2 separate regions of the Mus musculus genome follow, and region 2 is linked to region 1. The links are chromatin loops, found by intact Hi-C in ENCODE. Cell type or tissue: gastrocnemius. All regions are shown on one strand. Each heading gives the region's core, and the rest is flanking DNA. Links, peaks and the distances in the headings are about the cores only. Region 1 has its middle 2.9 kb from the start of Pdcd5. Region 2 holds the start of Dpy19l3 (dpy-19-like 3 (C. elegans)).

Region 1 (5,379 bases), core at 158-5,157:
TAGTCGACGCCCTGTCTGCTTTACCCCAACCCCCAAGGGCCTTTGCTGAGAAGATGCTGTGTGTGTGAGTGTGTGTGTGAACTATGGCAATACACACACACACACACACACACACACACACACCCTGATTTTGGAGTGAGGGTCCCAGTAAGGGATGGAGTGGGTGGAAAAAAAAACTGCTCAATTCTCCAATCCTGTGACTTGCTTATGGTATATGTATTTTAATTTTTCCAAATACATCTAACCATTTTCATTATATATATATATGGAGGTAAGGGATGAGTGAGCCTGAGGAGACAAACATTGGACCCCTGGAGTTGGAGTTCCAAGCAACTGTGAGTCACCTGATATTGGGTTGAGAATCGAATTCTGGTGCTCTGGAAGACTAATACACACTTTTAACCACTGAGCCATCCCTCTAGCCCATATACCTACATCCACCCTGTTGAGCAATGGCTACTCTCTATAAATTTTTCATCATTACAAACTGGCACCCACTCACTAAATAGAAATTATTTATTATCCCTGGTTCCCATTACAAAACAATGTTCTGTCTGTATAAAATTGCCTATTCAAGCACTATTTATTTATGGCTGGCATATTTGACCAATCATATACCACCTTCAAGTTTTTTATCCATGTTGTACCATGAGACAGAACTTCATTCTTGATTGGATTTGGTGGGTGTGTGCCTTTAAAGTCGGCCAATCCAGGGGCGTCTGAGGCAGGAGGATCTGGAATTGAAGACCAGCTTGCCATTACATAGTGAGACTTTGGCTCCAACCAAACAAGCTCTCCCCTCCCCCATTTCATTATTTCCTGGCTGAACATATTTACTGTACAAAGCACATTAGATGTATTCATCAGTTTAACCTTGTTCACTTTTTGCTTAGTGTGAGTAAAGCCACTATCAATGCATGTGTTCAAATGCCTGCCTGCAATCCTGCCTTCAGTTATTTTAAATATGTATCTATGGATGGAATTGCTGTGTTAGGGACTGTGGTGGTTTGAAAGAAAATGGCCCCCAGAGGCTCTTAGGGAGTGGCACAGTTAGGAGGTGTGCCTTGTCGTAGGTGTGTCTCGGTTGGAAGGAAGTGTTTTTCTGGGACTCTGAGGTTTCAAGTGTGCTCACGCCATAGTGTTACTTTCCCTGCTGCTCGCCTATTGATGCAGAACTCTCAGCGACCTCTCCTGTACCATGCCTGTCTGCACTACACCATGCTCCCTGCCACGATGATGATGGACTAAACTTCAGAACCTATAAGCCAGCCCCAATCAAATGCCTTCCTTTATAAGAGATGCCGTGATCATGGGGTCTCTTCACAGCAATAGAAATCCTAAACCAGACAGTTGCTTTTCTACTACTGTGATACAATACCATGACCAAGGCCATTAATAAAAGAAAGCTTTTAATTTGGAGCTCACAGTTCCAGAGAATTAGAGTCCGTGACCATCATGGTGGGGAGTATGGTAATGAGCAGGCAGGCATGACAGTGCAACAGCAGCTAAGATCTCACGTCTTGAGACAACTACTATTTTGAAAATTCAGAGCCCTAGTGACACACCTCCTCCAAGGCCACACCCCTCCAAGGCCACACCCCTCCAAGGCCACACCTCCTGTAAGGCCACACCTCTTCCAAGGCCACACCTCCTCCAACAAAGCTACAGCTCCTAATCTTTCTCAAATGCCTGTGTCAACCTCTCCATAGTTCTAATAGCATCTGAAACTCAACATACCCGTAGTTAACCCTTGACTTCTTCATCAGCTGTCCCTTCTACTTCTCCTTACTTTGGTAAATGTCACCGTTTATTAACTAGGTCAGAACACAAGCACCTGGACCTGAGGAAATGGTTTAGGTAGTAAAAGTGCCTGTCACCTAAGTGTGGTGACCTGCATTAATATCTCCTCCCCTCAAAAGCCTATCTGAATACAGCCTAGCATCCCAACCCTGGGGAGGCAGACCCAGACAGTCTGTTCAAAGTGCCGCTCTTCAGGTTCATTTCAAGACCCTGTCTCAAAAAATACAGTGAAGAATGACTGAGGAAGACATCCAATTGTTAACCTCTGATCTCCATGTGCACACATATCCAAACACACAAGTACAGTCTTGTGTGGCAGATGCTCCCTAGGAAGACACAATACACATGTCTATCAGCCCAGAAAGGGAACCATAAAGACAGACCAATATAAGAGTCCAACCAAAATCTAAATTTGTGAACCATAGGGTTTTTACTGAGGTTCTCAACAGGAGTGGGTGTGAGGGTTACTCCTAAGAGTAAGAATGACTCAAAGAGCAGACTTTTTGAAAAGTCCATCCCACCATGGGCAGTTGTGGCTCATGAAAGTCGCAGCCCTGGGGCTCCCTCCTGTCAGCTGTTTACTGGAGAACAGCCCTCCAGAATCCCCCAAATTTTCATTCTCCCAGACATGATGCATTTGTTTACTTCTGTAGTGGTTGGAATGAGAAATGTGCACCATTGATGGGTGTGTTTGAACACGTGGTCCCTAACTGGTAGTGCAGTTTGGGGAGGTTATGGAACCTTTAGGGGGTTCATCCTCGCTGGAGGAAGTGCATCAGCAGCAGGGGTGGGCTTTTAAAAGCCTTATCTGCTTCCTGACTGGACTCTGTTCCACATTCCTGGCTGAAGATGCGGTCGTTGTGTTTCTTCCTCCAGCCACCTCCTGACATGCCATTTTGGACTCTTCCCCTGGAACCATAAGCCCCGATAAACTCTTCCTTTTATAAGTTGCTTTGGGGCATGGTATTTTATCACCGACAAAAAGTAGCGGAGGCATGCCCTGACTCTCCTGAGCCTTCCCTTCCAGAGGGAGTGTTTCAGTTCAGAGGCCATTGACATACAGAGCACATAGGCTTGTACATACGCAAACAGGAAAGAAGAGGAGAAGGAAGGAAGGAAGAGATGGAAGGATGCATTTGGTAGAAGCACAGGTGATACACAGCTATTTCATGGCCTCCTTGTGTTGGCCACTGATGTCACTGCTTGCTGCTTATGTGACAGCAGTGGGCCAGTAATCCCAGCACCCACAGGGGCAATGCTTACAGCACTCACTGGTCCCTCTGTCATGCTTATCTCCCAGCCTTTTCCCTGGGCAAGCCATCTTCTCTGCTTAATTGTCCTCAAGTCCCCTGCAGCAGAGCCCTGGCCATCTCCTGTCAGCAGCAGAGGGAGCCATACTCTACCGAAAGAGACTGAGTTCTTCATTACGCTACAAAGCCGAGAAGACCCGTAACTGTTGCTTTGTGCCACACAGTATGTCCTCACAGACAAAGCTTTAATCTCCCTCATCCGTCTTTGTAGCTGGATTCTGGGTCCAGAGGCATGGATTCACTCTGAGAAAGCCTCAGCCAGCTTGGTGGGTGATTTGGGGCTTCAGCGCTATCCTTGCTGCATGCTGTGTTGTGGATTCTCACCTCCCATCCTCAGGGTTCACGCCTTCATGGTTGCTTGCCAGCAGTGCCTTAGCTATGGTGTTTCCGCTGATCAGTTATGTCATGGCTGGCAGCATGAAAGTCTCCAACAAAGGCAGAATGCAAGAGGCGGGCCAGCTGGGCAGTCTCCGACCCCAGCAGCTGTAGATGGACGCTAGATTGCTTGGTTGGGACTTCTTGTAGCTAGGAAGCTTCCTGGCAGGGCAGTGTGTTAAGCTCTTCCCTGACCTCTTTACTTCTGGTGTTTTTGCTGTATAAGCTTTCAAACAGAGCAATGGACTCCCGTCCCACATCAAACTCAGTGTGTGAGCAGTTGATTAGTGATGACAGAGCCTGAGATCCCAATTGACAAACGTTTCTTCAACAACACGGCCATCGTTTGGGGACATGGCAAGTTTGCTTGTAGGCCACTACAGTAAAGCCAACCACATGCTCTCCACCCAACATGTATAAAAGTGGTGCTTACAGGACTAGAGAGATGGTTTACTGGTTAGCAGCACTCCCTGCTCTTGTAGCAGACCGAACGGAGGTTTGGTTCTCAGGATCTCAGGAGTCTCACAACCTTCTAAAACTCCAGTTCTGGGGCATCCAATACCACCCTCTGTCCTCTGGGGGGCGCCCACATGCACATGTACACACTCAAGTACATATATGCAAAATAATGTAAAGACATGCAAAACAGTGTAAAAATAATATTTTACATTTATGGGTAGTGCTCTGGTTAGGTTTTGTTTGTTTGTTTTACAAGGTTGCTACAAGCCATTGTCCCCTGGAAAGCAGGTCTCTCGATTGAGAAAATGCTTTCATCAGATTGTCCTGTAGGCATGTCTATGGGACACTTTCTTGATTGATGATTGATGAGACAGCCCAGCTGACTGTGTGTGGCATCGCCTCTCGGCAGGTGGTCCTGAGCTGTATAAGGAAGCAGGCTGAGCAAGCCGCTGGGAGCAAACCAATCAGTAGCGTCCCTTTGTCATCTGCCCTTCAGTTCCTGTCTCTAGGTTCCTGCCTTGAGTTCCTGCCCTGACTTCTCTCAGTGATTAACTGTACAGTAGAAGCTAAATAAGCCCGTTCCTTTGGAATTACTTTTGGCCACGGTGTTTAGCACAGCCACAGAAAATTAGTGTTTACTCTATTATGTGGTTTAGACCACATTATATGACCAGGCTGGGCAACCCAGAAAGACATAGATATGTAAACATATAAATAGACAGGTGTGGCAATGCCTGCCTGTAATCCTAGCACTTACATGTCCAGGGCAAGAGGATCAGGAGTTTGAGGTCTGGACTGCATATCAAGATCCTGTCTCAATTTAAAATCTAAAATAATGAATGCATGTGGAGAAGGAATTTAGAATCCTAGCTAGCCCCTATACAAGACATAGAAGCCAGATATTTTTATTTATAAGCCATACGCCTCACTTGGGCCAGTTTGGAGCTCTACTTATTCTCCAGCTGTAACATGCTTGTCACATGTTGTTTCTCCTGGCCACGTGCTCATGGTCTATCTCCTCTCATGGTGGCCGCCCTCTGTGGCTGCCGTCTGTCTTCTTTCTTCTTCTCCTCCCTCTACCTGCAACTTCCCCCTATCCCCGCCGCCCCACTTGATCCTCAAGTCTCACCTCTCTCCCTCCACTGCCCAATCACAGGCTCTAGCCTTTTATTGACCAGTTAAATTGGGGAGCAAGGTTCACATAGCATCACTTGATGTCGGTGAGGATCTGCTTGCTGGGGGCAACCAGGTACTTGTTGAGAAGCCAGTATTTAGTATTGAAATACAAGCAGCATCAGACCAACCCACTACATGCATGGATGGATGGGCGAATGGATGGATGGGCAGATGGATGGATGGATGGATGGATGGATGGATGGATAAATGAGCTATTCTATATCCACTCAGTGTACGATGGCATACTCAGTCCTCGGGA
Region 2 (5,379 bases), core at 172-5,171, 110 kb after region 1:
GTCTGCATGGCAACAGCCTCCCCAACTAGGAAACAAAAAGTTGCTCCGGCCAGCCGGACTCAAAGCCCTGCCAGACATTAGCAAAGAGACCCTAAGGCAATTCCTGGACTACTGACCAGGACGCGCGCCACTCCCCCGCACCTGGAGCCACTCCCCTGCGCACCTGGCGAGCCCACGCGAGGACCAGGTGCTAGCCGGCCCGGGGAACCTCGCGACACTCGCTCCCGCTCTGAGACGCTCCCTCCCACGCCCCGCCCACGTGTCCCGTAGACACTGCGCGTCCAGTCCCCTCGCGGCCCGACCCCCAGCCACAGACCTGCGGCCTCAGCAGTCCTCAGGGGCGGCTCGGGTTGGCAAAGAAGCACCCCGAGCACCCAGGCCTTAGGGACGCGCCCACTTCACGGGCTACAGCGAGGTGAAGACTAGGAGGACCCAGCTGTTCCCGGCTCTGTGCGGCGCGCTGCAAGGATGGGCCTGGGGGGCGTCTACAGCCCGGGGAAGGGGCGCGCCGGGGAGGCCGGGCCGCTACCGCTGCATTCATTGGTCCCGGCAGCTGTTCGTCAACGCAAGGCCCCGCCCCCGCCTCCCGCGCTGCCCCGCCCCGTCTCGTGCGGCGCACACCGGAAGGAAGAGGTACACTTCCGCTCAGAGGGCTGTTTTGGGGGTGTTAGGCTCCGAGGCAGGTCTTAAGCTTGGCTTGTTCCTGTGTTCGGAGTCCCTGGTGCCCCGAAGAAAGGTTACCCAGTCTCGGGGGACCTTCCCAGCTCTACCTCCTGCCTCCAATGTCCGGCTATATGCACTTTCGACGTTGTTTAGTGATAAAATCCGCAGACACTTTTGGGTCTCCAAAGACATGCCTCTCAGTCCCCACACCCCCAACCCATCCACACCCATCCTCCCGCCGCCGCCGTAGTACTGCTCTGGCCTTTGTTGTTAATTCTCCTCCTTAACATGCACCTTCAGTATTGAGTCCTAGATGTTCCTCTTATCTTTAAACTGCTTGTCAGCATCTTTTCCCTCTCTTTGAGACAGGGTCTCACTTTCTAGCTCTGGCTGGCCTGAAATTGCGTGTGGACCAATTTGGCCTCACGTCTGCCTCTGCCTCCTGAGTGCTGTGACTAAAGGAAGGTGTGCGCCAGACTGAGTTTTGGTAGTGGATGGCCCACTGAGATCAGTACCTACGAAAAGGCAGCCTGTCATCTAATTCCAACAAAAATTGTTCCATACACCCTGCCTTTCTTAGCTACCTGTCCCTGATAGATCTTTTTCTCTTTTGGTTGTCGACTGTTAATACCAAGAACACACTGCTCAGAATGCTTTATTAGATAGCCCCTCACCCCACACCTACTTAAAGTGATTTGTGGAACATGTAACTGGTGTGAGGCGCATGTCCCTGAGGGGAACAGTATTCAGCTGCTGCTTCATGTCTGTAACACGAGGCAAGAACTGTCATAAGAACGTCGGGTCGTAGTGCTTCTCATAGAAAGTGGGTGCGCACTAAGAGTAAAGTCTGAGATTTAAGGTCTTAGATGGCGCTCCTGTAGTCCTGCTGAGGAAGGAGGCTGCCGCAGGAGGATGACAAGTCCAACTCTTGCCTGGGCCATATGCAGAGACATAGAGTACTGGCTTGTCACAAGCATGCAGCAAGACGATGAGTTGTAGTGAAGCACGATAGAAAGGCAAGGGAAATTATGGAGGAAGGAGAAGGAATTTCCCCCATTCCACTGCAGATCTAGATGAACCCTCGCCAGCTGCAGGCAAGGATCCCAGCACAGAATACTTGCTGTAAAGTTTGCTAACAGAAATGATGAGTTCCTCTCATGGATCTTATGTTAAACAGGGTCTGCTTTAAGGCCCGAGTGTACTTGACCTTTGGGCCTCATTCCTTTCCCCCCCAGATTGGAGTTTCAAGGGCGATGCTTACTAACCTTTATTTACACTAAAAATATCCTACCTTAGGGCTGCAGAGATGGCTCAACAGCTAAGGGCTGCTCCTCCAAAAGACCCAGGTTTGGTTCCAGAATCCATGTGGCAGCTCACAACCATCTGTAACTCCAGTTCCAGGGCATCTGATGCTCTCTTCTGGCCTCTGTGGGCATCAGACAGGCATATGGTGCACATATATACATTCGGGTAAAACACCGATACACATACAATAAAAGTCCTATAAAGAGCCTTCCTGCTCTCCTGTGATGTTGTCAGTGGCAGTGCTGACAGGTGTCCCTCGGGAATCACTCTGATGAATGAAGAAAGCAAGAGGAGGGGCTGGAGAGATGGCTCAGAGATTGAGTACTTGGTGCACCACAGTTAGGCTCCGACACCCATGTGAGTCAGTAGCTTCAGTTCCAGATGCTCCAACACCCTCTTCTGGCTCCCTGGGACCCCTCCGCCCCCCCCCCCCCACACACACACACAGACACAGACACACAAATAAAACTGGATCTTAAAGATGTAATTAGAATCATACTTAAAGTCACAGGACCCAGGTTCAGTTCCTAGCACCTACATGGTGGCTCACAACCATCTGTAACTCCCATTTCAGGAGATCTAATGCCATCTTCTGATCCCCAAGGGCGTCAAGCATGCACGGGGTATACAGACTTGCAGGCAAAACATTCATAAAAAAATATAAATAAGGGGGTGGTTGGAGAGATGTCTCAGCCGCGAAGAGCACTGGCTTCCCCTTCAGAGAACCTCCATTGGATTGCCAGTACCCACATTCTCAGTGAATCCTGTCCTCTGGGATCTGATGCCCTCTTCTGGCCTCAGTGGGCAATGCATCCATACAGTGCAGACGCAAAACATAGACATAAAAGACATTGTTAAACGTTTTTAAATAGAAGTAAGTCTTTTAAAAAGTATTAACTTGGGTGATAGCCATGGAGATGAAGAAAACGCAGCAGATCTGGGATATTTAGGTGCTCCGTGCAGCTGGAGTAGTGTGGGTGTCTGTACGGATTATGTAAGAAGAGGGAGGAAGCTCTGCGGGCTCCTAGGTTTCTGACTTGAGCAGTCAGGACCGTGGGACGCATCAAAAGAGAAAAATAAAAGCAGGCTTGAAGTGTTTAACAACTTATAGGGGAGTTGGGTTTTTTGTTTGTTTGTTTTGTTTTGTTAACATAGGCAGAGCTGGTTCTGCTCAGGAAAGCTGACCTAGAACTGCCTGATCAGCCACCGCAGGGCTGGCAGCTGGCTCTAGGCTAGTTGCTGCTCACAGGGCTCTCCCCACAGGCTGTTGGAGTAGCCTCAAGACATAACCTCTGAAACCTGGGGGTTTCCTAGGCGTCTGTGGTAGAGGGAGGGCAATGTAAAGGTGGGCTGATCACTTCATGGTGGAGACAGCAGGGGGCAGCCTTTCTCCCTTCTCACTTTCACAGGATTTGGGCTGGGGCTGGAAGCCCCAGTTCTGTATGACTGAATTGTGAGGCTAGGACACAGGGCAGTCCAGTGTCAGCCTTGGCTTCTGTTGGATTGCTCACTTAGGGGAGGATTTCAGGGTTATGTCTTGAGGCTACCCCAGCGGCCTGTGGAGCAGCCTCCAGTCAGCCACTTGCCAGTGAGCTACCCTGTTAGTAGATCGGGGAGCTCCTGGACAGCTTCGGCTGATAGCAGGATCCATCCTGGGCAGAACCACCTCTGCTTATCACTCTTATACATCGAAACTCTGAGACAGTAGATGGTTATTGTTGTGAGGGGACAGGTTTGGGAAGGGGGCTTTTATTATATATACAGTGATAGGTAATCAATGCAATACTGATCATCAATATGGACATGGCATGATGTATATTTCCTTTTATATATTCCCATTTAACTGGATATTAGGGTATATATTTATAGATATATAAGTAATTTTTATATAATATATAAAATTTAATGTATGATATATAATATAATATAATTATAGTATGTGATAATATATTATATATAGTTTATATATTATAATATACTACATTGTATTTATAATATATACTATGTATGTCATAATACAGACTATAAATAATATATAATATTGAAATATTTATATGAATGTTTTATCCACGTGTATGTCTGTGCACCTACTGATGCCCAGGAGACCAGGACAGGGTAAAGGACCCTCTGAAACTGGAGTTACAGATGGTTGTGAGTCACCATGTGGGTGCTAGGAATCAAACCCATGTCCTCTGCAGGAGCAGCAAGTGCCCTTAACCACTGAGCTCTTCTCCAGCCCCTGTCTTTTTGTTGCTTATTTTTGAGGCAGGTTCTCACTCTGTAGCCTGGGCTGGACTGAAATTGCCTATGTAGACCAGGTTAGCCTCCAAGAGCTAAGCTGCCTGCTTTTGACTTCTCATGCTTAGACTGATGGCATGTACAATAGTATGCCCAGTTTCTGGTTCTATGCAGTTTTAAGCAAATCTGTAGGAACATTCTTAGACATATACAATTCTTTAGGAAATGTGTCTAGAAATAGAGCTGAAAGAACTCATGTTCTCGTTTGTGATAAAAGTTGGCAAACGACATCGCAAAAGGATGAACAATTCCATTACTTTAATTTTTATTACCAGTTTGTATTACAGCTAGGATTTCTCTGTACCTTTGCCAACAGTGAACATATTTAATTAATCTTTGCCAATCTTAGAGGGAAGATAATATATCATTACCTTAGGTTTTTTTTTTTCAGGGGTGGGGGGATGGCCTGCTGGGGCTAGGACACAAGACTTTGCACATGCTGAGCAAATGCTTTACCATTCGTTATAGCCTCACTCCTTGGCTCTTTGTTTTTGCAGCAGGGCCGTGAACATGGTGTATAGCCCAGGCTAGCCTTAAACTCATCTTGTAGCCCAGGCTGACTGTGAAATCAAGATGATTCTCCCTCGTCCTTCTAAGCACTGGATTAGTGCACTGCACCACCATGCCTGCTGTATGTGTTCGTTAGGTAAAGGCAATGATAGCGGGGGTTTTTATTTGTCTCTACTCTGGTTGTTCTTTTTATACGCTTTGTCCTGCACAGGTATTTAATGTCTTGTGAAGCGACCCTCTGTTCGCTGTGAGTGTATACTTACTATTTGTCATGGCCACCACAGGCAGCTGCTTCTCATTACTGTGTGATCGGTTGGCTGTCTTCTGCTCTGTGCGATCTCCCAGGTTTATAGGATCAAGTCTGTCGTCCCCAGAGCTCACAGTGTTTCTGAGCTCTTTCATTGTGAGATCAGATTTCTTGAGTACTTTATTCTAGTATCTTGAACTGCAGATATTTTATATAGGTTTTTCAAGACAGGGTTTCTCCATGTAGCCCAGGCAAGCCTAGAACTTGCTCTTTAGACCAGGCTGGCCTCAAACTCAAAGATCTGCCTGCCTCTGCTTCCCAGTGCTGACCTTAAAGGCGTGTGCCACCACCACCTA

Evidence for each region. Hi-C counts contacts between places; a loop is a spot of excess contacts. Peaks named below come from ENCODE experiments on the same cell type or tissue, not always from the same donor. Only the 100,000 strongest peaks of a DNase experiment are listed, where the experiment ranks them.
Region 2: it touches region 1 in a loop (3.0-fold over the local background); 6 of 42 quality-filtered maps call a loop at or near these places.

The regions. Positions count from the first base shown.
Region 1 is chr7:35,647,719-35,653,097 of GRCm38, forward strand. No RefSeq gene overlaps it. Among named protein-coding and RNA genes, the nearest start is that of Pdcd5, 2.9 kb to the left of the region's middle. In gastrocnemius, for the core only: CTCF peaks have their summits at 3,184 (motif pointing right) and 4,067 (motif pointing right); DNase peaks (open chromatin) are centred at 1,592, 3,203 and 3,417; H3K4me3 peaks cover 572 bases; H3K27ac peaks cover 754 bases.
Region 2 is chr7:35,753,939-35,759,317 of GRCm38, forward strand. Dpy19l3 (dpy-19-like 3 (C. elegans)) reads right to left here and starts at 516. Exons shown (of 19, transcript NM_178704.3): 1 at 317-516. In gastrocnemius, for the core only: CTCF peaks have their summits at 2,779 (motif pointing left) and 3,336 (motif pointing right); DNase peaks (open chromatin) are centred at 568 and 3,357; H3K4me3 peaks cover 1,217 bases; H3K27ac peaks cover 1,041 bases.